Linked DNA regions of Homo sapiens: region 1 is linked to region 2. A link is a loop called in an ENCODE intact Hi-C map of the cell type or tissue named here. Cell type or tissue: dorsolateral prefrontal cortex. All regions are shown on one strand.

The links. Hi-C counts contacts between places; a loop is a spot of excess contacts. Peaks named below come from ENCODE experiments on the same cell type or tissue, not always from the same donor. Only the 100,000 strongest peaks of a DNase experiment are listed, where the experiment ranks them.
Region 1: a loop joins it to region 2, with 3 times the contacts of the local background. A loop is called at or near these places in 2 of 110 quality-filtered maps.

What each region holds. Positions count from the first base shown.
Region 1 is chr20:11,911,192-11,913,691 of GRCh38, reverse strand. BTBD3-AS1 (BTBD3 antisense RNA 1) reads left to right here. Exons shown (of 3, transcript NR_186407.1): 2 at 16-378. It also overlaps a transcript of BTBD3 not described here. Among named protein-coding and RNA genes, the nearest start is that of BTBD3, 5.5 kb to the left of the region's middle. In dorsolateral prefrontal cortex, a CTCF peak has its summit at 1,185; no DNase peak of the experiment used is centred here; H3K27ac peaks cover 1,089 bases.
Region 2 is chr20:11,754,461-11,756,960 of GRCh38, reverse strand. No RefSeq gene overlaps it. Among named protein-coding and RNA genes, the nearest start is that of LINC00687, 120 kb to the left of the region's middle. In dorsolateral prefrontal cortex, CTCF peaks have their summits at 1,145 and 1,350; no DNase peak of the experiment used is centred here.

The DNA.
Region 1 (2,500 bases), 160 kb before region 2:
ACTCTTTTTTCACAGGTATGGCAACTGGTGTCAGAAGTATAAGGGGTTTGTGAAAATTCCACAGTAAAGAAGTGGGGCAACACCTGGACTACGAGGCGGATCTCCTGGCTTGTCATGTTGTTTGCTTCATTCACTCTAATATTCACTCACAGTAATTACCTCACACACTTACAGAATGCTCAATTGTCATATTTCTAATCTACTTTAAAAGAAGAGCTTTCTTTTAAAGTTTACAAAGATGAAAACCATGAACATATGTAGTCTGCACCCCTGTAGGGGCACACTACAGGCAAGAATGCTGAAAGGATACTTGTGGAATGAGATGGAAGGAAGGAACTGCAGTGAGGACGCTGCTCAAAAACAGAAGAGGCTCTCCAGGTAAAATAAAGTTAGAAACCAGCTATTCACGGTTAACACCAACTTCTATGTCAACAACTAATAATGCTGGCAACTCTTGTTTAACTTGCTCTAACTCTGGACTCCTTGTCTGGACTTGTACATGGTTTACTACAAGGCCGCTAAAAAGCAACAGCAGTGAGGTTAACAGAGGTTTAAACAAGGTAAGGTAGACTGAAGAAATACCTATCACTTCCAAAAATGATTAACATAACCTAACAGAGGAGAGTAGTTTAATCTGGTAAGTTATGAGGGAATAGTGTTTTGTTTTTGCTTATTTGTCCCTTCAATACTGAGCAAAAATTATGCTTTTGATTTGGGAGGTAAAAAGATAAGCAACAAAATGTTGGCAGTCCCCAAAGTCAGCAGAAGCTGCTGGAAAACAGACTATATATGCTTTCTAAATTTGGAAATAAATATGGAGTCAAGCGCTGGAAGCATAGCATAGCTAAAAAAGCAAGAGCTAACAACAAGTGACCTTAAGGTCAGTATTTGTGAGCCTCATTTTCCACATCTGCCAAATGGGGTAATTAGACCCAGCTTCTCCCTCAGGTTTATTGTGAAGGCAAGATTATATGTTTTGTGAAAGCACTTTAGTTAAAAACAGTCTACAAAGGTAAGTTCTCACCATTAGCAGCAATTGTGCCCAAAGCAGGAAACGTTTGTGATGCAATCATCTAAAACACAAAATCTCAAAGATTAATCTAGCTCCTCATCCTTGTACTCTTTTCAGACTGCACAGCTACTGACATTTCATCCTATCTGCAGGCTTCCTCTAGCCCCACCTATGGGCCAAGCAGGTCCCATTTTGCTGTGAATCTGATTTTGCAGGGAAGGTTCAATAATAAGCAAGATTTGTGCTGTGCACTGTGATCCGGTCCACACCCAATGTCCAAATCCCACAGTGTTATTTCCAAACCTGCACTTGAACCCACACTTCAGGCTGGGTGCCCATTGTGGACTTCAAACCTCCATGAGGCCACCTGTTGGCTGATTCACTGCTGTGCCCACTTCCTGAGACAGCCTCCTGCAAGGAGCCCATCTAGCCACCCAGCCATATCTCACTAGCAACTCAATTTGGCCTCTCTCGACAATGACCCAGTTTGAATTCCAGCACCAAGGTTGATAACTAAGGCCAAGTATTTGGCCAAGGCATACCTCAGTGCTGTCCACAGTATAAGGTTCATGGTCAGTTTCATTAAGCCACCTTTTCACCACACAGAGCTCCAGTTAACCTTGAATTGTACTTTAGATTTGGGGTGAGCGGGGGGTGGGGAGGAATGCCCAAAGGTAGAATGTGGTAATTCTTAGAAGGCAGGGAACGATGATTCTTTTTAAAATTCCATATGGCACTTACCATGACATTTGACGATTATAGCTCTTACATACACACTGTGTCTCAGTGTGCACCTTGTTTGGAATACTAAACTACTCATCTAAATCCCAAATTATTCTCTTCCATACATTAAGTGATCTTGAAAAGGGGTATATAAAGTTTACCAGGAGATACTCTGAAGATGGCTATTTAAAGGAATATTATAATTTCTTTTGTAAAGTTGAAGATACTTCAATAAAAAAAGGCAACCAATTGCTAAGTTTTACATACTCTAGATCAAGTTTGTCCAACCTGCGGCCCTGCAAGAGGCCTAGGATGGCTTTGAATGCAGCCTCAAACAAATTCGCCACCTTTCTTAAAACATTATGAGATTTTTTTTTTCTGCAATTTTTTTAGCTCATGGGCTATCCTTAGTGTTAGCATACTTTATGTGTGGCTCAAGACAATTCTTCCAACATGGCCCAGGGAAGCCAAAAGGTTAGACAACTCTGCTCTAGATGATCTCATGGTACATTTCCTCAGGTGTATTGACTACATGATCGCCTATCTTTTCCAATTATAGGTTTCTAGGATTTAAAAAATCTGTATAATATTTGCCAGAAATAGTTATTTACTTAATATAATTTTCTTTACATTTTAATATGATTATGACCAATACCCAACTAAAACTCTGTGTACATATGTAAGTGCCATATTTTATGGACTGTAGATTCCTTGTGCCTCCCCCACCCTCGCCACTTTAACATCTCTGAAACTGGTTTGTGTCTT
Region 2 (2,500 bases):
CCTACCAAAAGACATAGAGCCACCTGGCAGATCTCTAGCAGGCTCCTGATAGATGAGTAATAAATGCTATTGTATTATGCCACTGAAGTTTTATGGCTGTTAGTTATATAGCATTATTGTGGCAATAGACACACTGACACAGGAGAAAGGGAGAAAAATATTTGGGATATAAGCATCTGTTATAAACTGAATATTTGTGTTCCCCCCAAAATTCATATGTTGAAATGCTAGCTCCAAATGGGATGGTATTAGGAGGTGGAGCCTTTGGGAAATAATTGGGTCATGAGGGTGGAACCCTTATGAATGGGATTAGTGCTCTTATAAAACAAGACAAGAGAAAAGTGATTTTTCTCTCGACCATGTGAGGACATAATGAGAAGCTGTCATCTACACACTAGGAAGTGGGCCCACACCAGACACTGAATCTGCTGGCACCTTGAACTTGGACTTCCCAGCCTCCAAAACTGTGAGAAATCAATGTTTGTTGCTTAAGCCACCCAGTTTATGGTATTCTGTTCTAAGCGATCCAAAGTGACAAAGGCATCATTGATACACAATTACTATTATAGAATAATTTAATATATTATCATAATCCAGAGTTCTAAAGAAATGGGAAATAGATGAGATAAATTTTGATTAGAGGAAATTGTTACTCTGAAACCTTCCTTACACATAGTAAGTAATCGGCATTTGTCAAAAGTTGGATTAATAAAAGTGTCAGTCCTTAGTATAATAGTAAAACTACTGTAAATGAAGATTCCAAAGGCATCATTTAGACTTTTTGCATATTTTTCATAGTTTGGTATATGCTTGCTATCAAAACTTTTCTTTTCTTTATTTTTAAAATTTTATTTTGTTTTGAGACAGAGTTTCGCTCTTGTTGCCCAGACTGGAGTGCAATGGCGCCTCCCAGGTTCAAGCAATTCTCCTGCCTCAGCCTCCTGAGTAGCTGGGATTACAGGCATGCGCCACCACACCCGGCTAATTTTGTATTTTTAGTAGAGTCAGGATTTCTCCATGTTGGTCAGGCTGGTCTCGAACTCCTGACCTCAGGTGATCCACCTGCCTTGGCATCCCAAAGTGCTGGGATTACAGGCGTGAGCCACCGTGTCCAGTCAAAACTTTTCTTAAATGTTCAATCAACCATGATTTTAAAAAGGAAGTTTACAAAACCACATAGCATGACCATGCATAAGAAAAAAATAAATTATGCTGGCCAACTCCTGTACGCTAGAGTTTCCTGTTTCCTTGTATTTTTTCCTGTTAGTTTTGTCCCTATTTTTGCACTGTCTCACCAGATAATCACAGAGAGGAACATACAATTGATGGCAGGGACAAAACAGTTCCCAACAGCGACACTGTCTGTTCAAATTTGCATCTCTTCAAAGAGGATGAAAGGAGACACTGAACAAAAAGTCCATTCCTGGGGTTGACTGCAGAAGGGAAGCAGTTAGGGACCAGGCTGTTTATATGAAGCCCTGACCTCTGCTCCGTGATACACTTAAGAGTTTCCACACCTAACTGTTGCCACTAGGGTGAGGGTTTATAGCAAAATTCCTCCCAGAGGAGAGACCAATAAACAGAGGAATAAAACTGTCTTTTCTTTTCGGTTTGAACTGTGATTGTTCAACATTATTTTTGGATGCTCTCAAGTGGTTTCAAAATGTTAGTGTGCATACAAATCACTGGAGAGGTTGTTAAACCGTCTATCCCTGGAGATTTTGACTCAGTAAGTCTGGGGTGAGGCCCAAGAGTCTGCATTCCCAGCACGCTCCCAGAAGCTGCTGTTGGCACTGGTCTGTTTGAGGTATCTCTACTAACAATGCCAAAGAGAGAGAATCATAAAAGCATTCTCACTGGCACATTATGATTGTTACTATTATTGTCTGTCCTAAAAGGGAGGTCTTAAATACTGGTCCTGTTTTCAAATCGCTGCTCAAAAAGATGACTGCAGATCAACCATGCTAGGTTGAAAAAAGGGTACAGTTCTAATAACTTATTTACAAACAATGTGAATTGGTAAAAATGTATTCTTGCTTTTGCCTCCTTGCCTGAATCTCAGGCTTTCCAGTATTTCACAAAGTCAATCAAGCTGAGGGACAAAAAATTGTCAATCTTAAATTAAAGATTATGAAGAGTTTTGTTATATTCTGTCCACACCTGCAGTGCGCTGCTTAGAGAAAGGCAGCTTAATGGTGCAACAGGAAAGAAAAGCCCTGGGTGGGAAGAGTCAAAAGGTTCCTCCTGGATGAAGTCGCATTTTCCATTTGATGAGAATCAGCATGAGTAGAAGGCACAGCAGTGTTGTGCCTGCTTGGCTGTAGGTTTGTCTTGTCGAATGTTATTGGAGCCATTCCATTTTTTTTTCCAGTTTCTGTCATGCCACTGACATAGCCTGAGTGTGTGACTAAGAGTGCAGGTGTGTGGAAAAAGTGTTTTCTAGCTCCTGGTTTTTCTTCTGAATTCTTCCTGTTTTTTGTTCGCATTACACAATAAGGAT